Regions from separate parts of the Homo sapiens genome. Here region 1 is linked to region 2. Evidence: chromatin loops called from intact Hi-C (ENCODE). Cell type or tissue: left lung. All regions are shown on one strand. Each heading gives the region's core, and the rest is flanking DNA. Links, peaks and the distances in the headings are about the cores only.

Evidence for each region. Peaks named below come from ENCODE experiments on the same cell type or tissue, not always from the same donor. Only the 100,000 strongest peaks of a DNase experiment are listed, where the experiment ranks them.
Region 1: a loop joins it to region 2, with 9 times the contacts of the local background. A loop is called at or near these places in 106 of 110 quality-filtered maps.

The regions. Positions count from the first base shown.
Region 1 is chr6:31,188,116-31,193,371 of GRCh38, reverse strand. No RefSeq gene overlaps it. Among named protein-coding and RNA genes, the nearest start is that of PSORS1C3, 4.4 kb to the right of the region's middle. RefSeq lists an enhancer at 2,480-2,981. In left lung, for the core only: no CTCF peak of the experiment used is centred there; no DNase peak of the experiment used is centred there.
Region 2 is chr6:31,134,955-31,140,437 of GRCh38, reverse strand. It overlaps PSORS1C1 (psoriasis susceptibility 1 candidate 1), which reads right to left. Exons shown (of 6, transcript NM_014068.3): 4 at 1,979-2,008; 5 at 1,659-1,782; 6 at 346-797. The coding sequence ends at 506. It overlaps PSORS1C2 (psoriasis susceptibility 1 candidate 2), which reads left to right and starts at 1,372. Exons shown (of 2, transcript NM_014069.3): 1 at 1,372-1,466; 2 at 2,132-2,904. The coding sequence starts at 1,412. The coding sequence ends at 2,487. RefSeq lists an enhancer at 1,872-2,852. In left lung, for the core only: CTCF peaks have their summits at 2,642 and 2,844 (motif pointing left); a DNase peak (open chromatin) is centred at 2,797.

The sequences.
Region 1 (5,256 bases), core at 1-5,000, 53 kb before region 2:
CTTCTGATCCAAATACAGGGTGACCTAGTATGACAACTATTAGCAGACTCATAGGGATAACAGAATGGGCTAAGAATGAGAATCTTTGGTTGCGCACGCCTGTAATCCCAGCCACTTGGGAGGCTGAGGTGGGAGGATCGCTGGAGCCCGGGAGGTGGAGGTTACAGTGAGCAGAGATCAGGCCACCAACATTCCAGCCTGGGCAAAAAAGTGAGACTCTGTTTCAAATAAAATAAAATAAAATAAAAAGGCCGGGCATGGTGGCTCACACCTGTAATCCCAGCACTTTGGGAGACCAAGGCCAATGGATCACTTGAGGCCAGGAGTTCCAGACCACCTTGGCCAACATGGTGAAACCCTGTCTCTGCAAAAAATACAAAAAGTAGCCAGGCATGGTGGCATGCACCTGTAGTCCCAGCTACTCCAGAGGCTGAGGCAGAGAATCGCTTGAACCAGGGAGGCGGAGGTTGCAGTGAACCGAGAAGATTGCACCACTGCACTCCAGATGGGGCAACAGAGCGAGACTCTGTCTCCAAAAAAAAAAATAAATAAATAAATAAGAATCTTGAAAAGTTGGCAAGTGGCTTCAATTACATGTCCCCCAGAATTACAAGTGTTTTTTCTAAATATCACATCCTTGGGCCCACATGGACACCAGAGGGCACCCTGAGCTCACTGAAGCCACAACTGTCGCATTAGACCATTAGAATCCCTTGTAAAGGCCAGGCATGGTGGCTCACACCTGTAATCACAGCACTTTGGGAGACCGCGGAGGGTGGATCATCTGAGGTCAGGAGTTCGAGACCAGCCGGGCCAACATGGTGAAACCCCATCTCTACTAAAAATTAGCCGGGTGTGGTAGCATGCACCAGTAATCTCAGCTACTGGGGAGGCTGAAGCAGGAGAATCACTTGAACATGGAAGGCAGAGGTTGCAGTGAGCCAAGATTGCATCCTTGCATTCCAGCCTGGGCAACAACAGCAAAACTCCATCAGAAAAAAAAAAAAAAAAGAATCCCTTGTAAAGACTGCGGTTTGGCTGGGAGCAGTGGCTCATGCCTGTAATGCCAGAAATTTGAAAGGCTGAGGGTGGGCCACGGTGGATCGCTTGAGGTCAGGAGTTCAAGACCAGCCTAGTCAACATGGTGCAACCCCATCTCTACTAGAAATACAAAAATTAGCTGGGCATGGTGGCATGCAACTGTAGTCCCTGCTACTCAGGAGGCAAGAGAATTGCTTGAGCTCTTAAGGCAGAGGTTGCAGTGAGCCAAGATTGCATCACTGCACTCCAGCCTGGCCAACACAGCAAGACTCCATCTCAAAAAAAAAAAAAAAAAAAGGAGTGATATAATTTTTAGACAATTTTTTTTTTTTTTTGAGATGGAGTCTCGCTCTGTCACCCAGGCTGGAGTGCAGTGGCACGATCTTGGCTCACTGCAAGCTCTGCCTCCCGGGTTTACGCCATTCTCCTGCCTCAGCCTCCTGAGTAGCTGGGACTATAGGTGCCCGCCACCACACCTGGCTAATTTTTTGTATTTTTAGTAGAGACAGGGTTTCACCGTGTTAGCCAGGATGGTCTCCATCTCCTGACCTCGTGATCCGCTTGCCTCTGCCTCGCAAAGTGCTGGGATTACAGGCGTGAGCCACCGCGCCTGGCCCCAGCTACAATTTTTGTTTTCTCTTAATGAAGGTAAGAGAATTCTATCAGGCTGAGTTTTTTTCTTAAATTTTCACTATGAGTTTTTTGGGTTTTTTTCCTCCTTGGAATTACCTTTTGTGTTTTCACTTGGTTAAAAATTCAAAAGGTTCAAAAGGCAAAAAGTCTCTGTCTTGGCCGGGTGCAGTGGCTCAAGCCTGTAATCCCAGCACTTTGGGAGGCCGAAGCAGGTGGATTACAAGGTCAAGAGTTCGAGACCAGCCTGGCCAACATGATGAAACCCCCGTCTCTACTAAAAATACAAAAATTAGTCGGGTGTGGTGGTGGGCATCTGTAATCCCAGCTACTTGGGAGGCTGAGGCAGGAGAATCACTTGAACCCGGGAGGCAGAGGTTGCAGTGAGCCGAGATCTTGCCATTGCACTCCAGCCTGGGCGACAAGAGCAAGACTCCGTCTCGAAAAATAAATAAATAAATTAATTAATTAAAGAAAGAAAGAAAACAAACTTAAGACATTTGTTCGGGCTTGGTGGCCCACGCCTGTAATTCCAGCACTTTGGGAGGCCGAGGCGGGCGGATCACCTGAGGTAAGGAGTTCGAGACTAGCCTGGAAAACATGGCAAAACCCTGTCTCTACTAAAAATACAAAACATTAGTGGGCATGGTGGCAGAAGGCTGTAATCCAGCTACTTGGGAGGCTGAGGCAGAAGAATCACTTGAACCCGGGAGGCGGAGGTTGCAGTGAGCTGAGATTGCACCATTGCACTCCAGCCTGGGTGACAGTCAGATTCTGTCCCAAAAAAACCAAACAAACTTAGACGTTTTATGCATATGCAAGCAAATATAAGTGTGTGTGTATATACATATAATTTCCCTCTTTCCACATAAATTTTAGCAAACTACATATGCTTTCCTTCATCTTGTTTTTTTTTTCTTTCTGAGACAAGGTTTCACTCTGTCACCCAGGCTGGGGTATACTAGTATGACTACCACTCACTGAAGGCTTGAACTCTTGGGCTCCCCACTAGCTGGGACCACAGGTGTGAGCCACAACACCTGGCTTTTTTTTGAGACAGAGTTTCACTCTTGCCGCCCAGGCTAGAGTGCAGTGGTGCGATCTCGGCTTACTGCAACCTCTGCCTTCTGGGTTCAAGTGATTCTCCTGCCTCAGCCTCTGGAGTAGCTGGGAAATCCCATCTGTACTAAAAATACAAAAATTAGCCAGGCGTGGTGGTGCACACACCTGTAGTTCCAGCTACTCAGGGGGCTGAGGCAGAAGAAATGCTTGTACCTGGGAGGTGGAGGTTGCAGTGACCTGAGATCTCACCACTGCACTGCAGCCTAAGACAGTGAGACTGTCTCAAAATTTAAAAAAAAAAATTTTTTTTAAAGAAAGAATGAACTACTGATAGGTGCAACAACATGGATGGATTACATAGATATTATGCCAAATACAAAAAGCCAGACACAAAAGAGGCCATACCTATGCATGCATTTATAGGAAGTTTTAAAACAGGCAGCCCAGCACAGTGGCTCACACCTGTAATCCCAGCACTTTGGGAGGCCGAGGCGGGTGGATCACCTGAGGTCAGGAGTTTGAGACCAGCCTGGTGAACATAGCGAAACCCCATCTCTACTGGAAGTACAAAATTAGCCAGTCATGGTGGCTCACACCTGTACTCCCAGCTACTCAGGAGGCTGAGGCAGGAGAATCTCTTGAACCCAGGAGGCAGAGGTTGCAGTGAGCCGAGATCGTGCCATTGCACTCCAGCCTGGGTGGCAGAGTGAGACTCCATCTCAAAAAAAAAAAAAAATTAGGAAAAACTGCTCTATAGTGATAGTCATCAGATCCATGGCTACTCAGGGGTAGGGCAGAATCAAAGAGGGCAAAGAGAACTTTCTATATCTTGACAGGGGTGTGGGTGACATGTACTTGTCAAAATTCATTGATGGATTTGCTAAAGATCTGATCATTTCACTTTTTGTAAATGGTGAAATTTTAAAATAAAATTTTAATAAATTTAATAAATTTTAAAATAAAAATATTTTTGCTGGGCACGGTGTCTCACGCCTGTAATCCCAGCATTTTGGGAGGCCAAAGTGGGTGGATCACTTGAGGTCAGGAATTTGAGACCAGCCTGGCGAAACCCTGTCTCTGCAAGCAAATACAAAAATCATCCAGGTGTGTGGTGTGTACCTGTAGTCCCAGCTACTCAGGAGGCTGAGAGAGGAAAATCGCTTGACCCTGGGAGGTGGAAGTTGCAGTGAGCTGAGATCACACCACTGCACTCCAGCCTGAGCAATAGAGGGAGACTCTGTCTCAAAAAAATAAAATAGGGTTGGGGACAAAGGGAGGGAGAGCATTAGGACAAATACCCAATGCAGGCGGGGCTTAAAACCTGGATGACAGGTTGATAGGTGCAGAAATCACCATGGCACATGTATACTTATGTAACAAACCTGCACATTCTGCACATGTATCCTGGAACTTAAAGTAAAAAAAGTAATAATAATAATTTTAAAAATAAATAAATTAATTAAACAAAAATATTTTAATGTTAATAATAAAAAGTAGCCGGGGGCTGTGGCTCATGCCTGTAATCCCAGCACTTTGGGAGGCCGAGGTGGGCGGATCACCTGAGGTCAGGAGTTTGAGACTAGCCTGGCCCACATGGAGAAACCCTGTCTCTACCAAAAATACAAAATTAGCCGAGGGTGGTGGCAGGGGTTTGTGATCCCAGCTACTCAGGAGGCTGAGGCAGAAAAATCACTTGAACCCAGGAGGCAGAGGTTGCGGTGAGCTGAGATTGTGCCATTGCACTCCAGCCTGGGCAACAAGAACAAAACTCCGTCTCAAAAATAATAATGATAATAAATAAGATAATTGTGCCAGGTGTGGTGGCTCACACCTGTAATCTCAGCATTTTAGGAGGCCGAGGTGGAAGGATCACCTGAGGTCAGGAGTTCAAGACCAGCCTGGCCAACATGGTGCAACCTCATCTCTATTAAAAATACAAAAAATTGGCTGGGTGTGGTGACTCACGCTTGTAATTCCTGTACTTTGGGAGGCCAAGGCAGGTGGACCAGTGGACCACGAGGTCAGGAGATCGAGACTATCCTGGCTAACACAGTAAAACCCCATCTCTACTAAAAATACAAGAAATTAGCTGGGCGTAGTGGCACATGCCTGTAGTCCCAGCTACCTGGGAGGCTGAGGCAGGAGAATCACTTGAACCCGAGAGGTGGAGATTGCAGTGAGCCAGATCACACCATTGCACTCCAGCCTGGGCGACAGAGCGAGACTCTATCTCAAAAAAAAAAAATACAAAAAATTAGCAGGGCACACCGGGCACGGTGGCTCAAGCCTGTAATCCCAGCACTTTGGGAGGCTGAGGCAGGCGGATCACAAGGTCAGGAGATCGAGACCATCCTGGCTAACATGGTGAAACCCCGTCTCTACTAAAAATACAAAAAAATTAGCCAGGCGTGGTGGCAGGCACCCATAATCCCAGCTACTCGGGAGGCTGAGGCAGGAGAATGGCATGAACCCGGGAAGCAGAGCTTGCAGTGAGCCGAGATCACACCACTGAACTCTAGCCTG
Region 2 (5,483 bases), core at 191-5,190:
TCCATGTTGGTCAGGCTGGTCTTGAACTCCCGACCTCAGGTGATCCGCCCGCTTCGGCCTCCCAAAGTGCTGGGATTACAGGCGCGAGCCACCACACCAGGCCCGCGTGATGTATATTTTAAGACCTCTTTTGCTGGTGGAGGACAGGCTTTGTGTGAGGGGGAGGGATAAACAGTGGGAGCAAGGGGGCCAATTAGAAGGGTGTTGGGGAGGCTCAGGGGAGATGGTGGCTCAGGATGATGGGCTGGGTTTGGACAGGGTGTGGAGGGGCTTGCAGGTGGATGGTGGAGGAGTGTAACGAAGGTTTCTGGGTGAGCCCTGGAGGGAACAGATGAGATCACGCCATTGCATAATAAGGTGTTCCTTACTGTGGGGTAGCGGACCAGGCAGGGAACAACCTGGGAGGAATCAAATTTTATTTTGGACATGTTACTTCTGAAAGGCTAACAGACTTCCAGGCAGAAAGGTCCTTGAGGGAAACGTTCTAGGGGTCTCTCTGGGAGGCTTAGATCAAGGAGCTGAGACCAAAAGGAGAATGGGAGGGAGGAGACGAGTACAATAGAGTTGGAGCCAAGGTCCTAGAGGCGGATAGGTGGATTCCTGAGGGAGGAGGAAGGGGCTGAGGTTGCTGGAGCCTGGCAGCTTCTTCCGGAGCCATTGGCAGGACTGATGCAAACAGCTCTGGGTGGGAAGAGGGAACCAGGATATCCTCCTGTGTCCTTCCTTTTCTGCAGTCATCCTGGGTGGCTGCCAGATGGAATTCCTTGGATATCATTGCTTGGAGGTCCCCTGCATGCCTGAAGAAGGACATGGTGGAGAGCAGGATGCCTGGATCCCATGGGGGAAGGGAAGTGCCCAGGAAAGCACGAAGCCCCAGGGGGAGCTTTCAGTGCGGGGGTGAGTGGGGAGGCTGGGGTAGTAGCTGACACTGTCCCAGCTGCATCCCAGGTTTGAAAAGCACCTCCTCCCTCAGCGCAGGCATCCTGCCTCCCAACCCTGTAATTACGGTGCTTCCCAACGCCCATCGCGTGGTTTGCTCCCATTCTTTGGCTTCCAATAGTTGCAAGGGATGAAGGTGGACATCTCTGTGATTACGGAGATGCCAAGTGGGTATTGACTGCTCCAGGATGTGGATGGAGGGTGTGAAAACCAGGGTGGGGTGACGCAGGCTCTGGGTCATGATAGGGAGAGCAGGCAGCTGGGTCCTGGGCTGGAGGACTAAAATAAGGGACGCCACCTTCAGGGGTGACACATCAGCCCAGGCCTTCCCAACGGGTTTGACCAGTTCTGTTCTGATGGTATTCCTGTGCCACTGGGCTGGTCCCTCCTCCACTCCTCCCCTATAAAGCCTCTTGGGGTTCCCAGGCACCCAGACTCAGCCCACCCCAGCTTTGGGGGCCAGTACATAGCCATGATCCTCAACTGGAAGCTCCTGGGGATCCTGGTCCTTTGCCTGCACACCAGAGGTGAGGTGGGAACAGAGGCAGGGACTGCAGTTTGGGGTGATGAGGGATACTCAAGATGGCGGAGGTGAACTGGACGCATGGGGTTGGGGACAGGAATTCAGGGGACGCAGAAGGTGCATCTGGCTCACCAGAAATGGCTTTCTGGACACATTGGGTGGGGGACATGGTGCAGAAGGTGCATTTGGCTCTCACCAGAAATGGTTTGCTGGCTCCATGTGGCAAAGTCGGTCAGGATTAACGTGGGGGGGACGAGTTTCCTCGGAGCTGGGATCTGTGTTAAGGAGCTGGGGTCCTTGTAAAGCTGGGGTCTGTGTGCCTGGGGGCCAAGGTGTAACCCACTTTGGGTTGCAGGTTGGCCTGAGGACAAAGCTAGTGGGGTACCCCAACCAGGGGTGGATGGAGCTTATTTGGAGAAGTCTGGTCAGTTTAAAGTGGGTCAAGTGAACGGTTCAGATCCATCGGGGGTAGGGGTTCATGACATTTTACCATCAGTTAAGTATTTACAAACCTACCGAGAGCTCTTTGAGAGTGACTTTTTTGGTCTGTTTGTGGGTCAGTTCAGGCTGCGTCCATCCAGACAGGCTCCTCCTCCTGGGGCTGGGGCTGGGTGGGGCTGGGGAGAGAAGCCCTCACCACCTCTTACCTTTCTCCTTCCTCCTTTACAGGCATCTCAGGCAGCGAGGGCCACCCCTCTCACCCACCCGCAGAGGACCGAGAGGAGGCAGGCTCCCCAACATTGCCTCAGGGCCCCCCAGTCCCCGGTGACCCTTGGCCAGGGGCACCCCCTCTCTTTGAAGATCCTCCGCCTACCCGCCCCAGTCGTCCCTGGAGAGACCTGCCTGAAACTGGAGTCTGGCTCCCTGAACCGCCTAGAACGGATCCTCCTCAACCTCCCCGGCCTGACGACCCTTGGCCGGCAGGACCCCAGCCCCCAGAAAACCCCTGGCCTCCTGCCCCTGAGGTGGACAACCGACCTCAGGAGGAGCCAGACCTAGACCCACCCCGGGAAGAGTACAGATAATGGAGTCCCCTCAGCCGTTCTGTTCCCAGGCATCTCCAGGCACCCACGCCCTCTCCACCCTCTGATTCCCCGTGAATTCTTCCCAATTTAGCCTGTCTCCTTAAACCTCTTCCTCATTCCCTCGGTTTTATTCTGAACCCGTAAGGTGGTGTTCTCAATATTTCCTGTCCCCTCCTGAGATCCATACTTAGTCCTCACATCGCCCGTTTTTTCCTCTGACAGCCTAAGCCTACTCTCCTACCTCGCCTCCAGGCCTCGGCCGCACCTACCTCCCACCCGGTCTTCCTGCCCGCGCGATCGCTGGGGCAGGGCTATGGTACTGTGTTCCCTTCTGCCACCTGGTGGCCGGCGGCAGGAACTATCAGTAGACAGCTGCTGCTTCCATGAAACGGAAAAATAAAAATCATGTTTTCTTAATTCTGAATCTAGGCTGCTGCTTTAACTAACACTTAGGGTCTTTTTTATTTATTTTTATTTATTTGTTTTTTTCTTTTTTTGAGACGAAGTCTCGCTCTGTCGCCCAGGCTGGAGTACAGTGGCACGATCTCGGCTCACTGCAAGCTCCGCCTCCCGGGTTCACGCTATTCTGCCTCAGCCTCCCGAGTAGCTGGGACTACAGGCGCCCGCCACCACGCCAGGCTAATTTTTTGTATTTTTTAGTAGAGGCGGGGTTTCACCGTGTTAGCCAGAGTGGTCTCGATCTCCTGACCTCGTGATCTGCCCGCCTGGGCCTCCCAAAGTGCTGGGATTACACGCGTGAGCCACAGCGCCCGGCCTCTTTCTTCTTTTTCTTTCTTTTTTTTTTAGACGGAGTCTCACTCTATGCCCAGGCTGGAGTGCAATGGCACGATCTCGGCTCACTGCAACCTCCGCCTCCCGGGTTCAAGCCATTCTCCTGCCTCAGCCTTCTGAGTAGCTGGGATTACAGGTGCGCACCACCATGCCCGGCTAATTTTTGTATTTTAGTAGAGATGGGGTTTCACCATGTTGGCCAGGCTGGTCTCGAACTCCTGACATCGTGATCTGCCCACCTCGGCCTCCCAAAGGGCTGGGATTACAGGCGTGAGCCACCGTGCCCGGCCAACACTTATGTTTTTGACTATTAGGATGCCCTCTTCACAGTCCTAAACTTACGGAGACCTGGAAGTAACTTGAGTTCCTATCTTGCCCATGTCCAGCATGTAAGGCTCTGGGGCTTAGCAGGAGGAGGGTTGGAAATGTCACTATGCAAGTCACAATAACATTCAGGCCCACATTTCTCCCTTTCTGAGAACACTATATTAAAGAATGGGAAGGCAAGTTTCATCTCTGTTTAATGGCCTATGGCTTGGATACCCCTAGTGGTATATGCAAACCTTCCCAGGGGTGTGTCGGCAGGACCAGTTTTAAGGGAATCAGTTTCCAGATTAATATGTGCCCCCCGCTAGAATGAATCTCCTGCTTGTCCTGGGCCTGACCAGAGTGCCCTTCCCAGAGCCGCCAAAGGTCAATAGGAAACAAATCAACCTTTCCCATCTCATTAAGAGATTCATTTTCTTTCTTTTCTTTTTTTTTTTTTTTGAGACGTATTATCTCTCTGTCGCCCAGGCTGGAGTGCAGTGGCACGACAGATATCAGCTCACTGCAACCTTCGCCTCCTGGATTCAAGTGATTCTCCTGCCTCAACCTCCCGAGTAGCTGGGATTACAGGTGTGTGCCACCACACCCAGATAAGTTTTCTATTTTTAGTAGAGATGGGATTTTGCCATGTTGGCCAGGCTGGTCTCGAATTCCTGATCTCATGGGATCTGCTTGCCCTGGCCTCCCAAAGTGCTAGGATTACAGGTGTAAACCACCACGCCTGGCCAAGAGATGCATTTTCAATAAGTTACTTTTCATGTCTTTTTGTGTGTTTGTTTGAGACAGGGTCTCCATCTGTCATCCAGGCTGGAGTGCAGTGGCACGATCATGGCTCGTATAGCTTCAACCTCCTGGGCTCAAGCAATCCTCCTATCTCAGCCTCTGGCGTAGCTGAGACTACAGGTGCACCACCCCTGACTAATTTTTTGTATTTGTTTAGTTTAGTTTTGTTTTGTTTTTAGAGATGGGGTTTTACCGTGTTGCCCGGGCTTGTCTCAAACTCCGGAGCTCAAGTGATCGGCCCATCTTGGCCTCCCAAAGTGCTGAGATTACAGGCACGAGCCACCGCGCCTGACCAACTTTTTATGTTTAATCCTTGTGAATATTCCTAGTTTTGGTTAACTGCAATAATTGCAATACAAATAGAATAACTGTTTCTAACACTTGTTCAAGGGCTTGTTCACGTATTTTTTAAAAGGATGCTAACAGATATGAAAGTTCTATGGCATTATATTCAATTTGCTACACTTAGAGTGACGTGCAGTCTCCGACAGACTGAGCACAACAAATTGTTTTTAATTTTAAAAACTGACATGGCCAGGCATGGTGGCTCACGCCTGTAATCCCAGCATTTGGGAGGCTGAGGTAGGCAGATCACTTGAGGTCAGCAATTCAAGACCAGCCTGGACAATGGTGAAACTCTGTCTCTACTAAAAATACAAAAAACTTAGCTGGGCATCCCAGCTACTCGGGAAGCTAGGGCATGAGAATTGCTTGAACCTGGGAGGCAGAGGTTGCAGTGAGCCGAGATCGCACCACTGCACTCCAGCCTGGGAGACAGAGTGAGACTCCATCTCAAAAATAATAAATAAATAAATAAATACATAAATAGTGATGTGATTTTTAACATGTATTTGCAATTCCTTGAAAAGCATACCCTTTGGAATGCTATTAAATTATTACAAATGTTAAATGTTGACTTAAAAATGTGCAAGGGGCTGGGCAAGGTGGCTCATGCCTGTAATACCAGCACTTCGGGAGGCCGAATCGGGTGGATTGCTTGTGGCCAGGAGTTTGAGACCAGCCTAGGCAACATGGCAAAACTGTTTCTACAGAAAATTTAAGAAATTAGCCAGATGTGGTGGCCCGCACCTGTA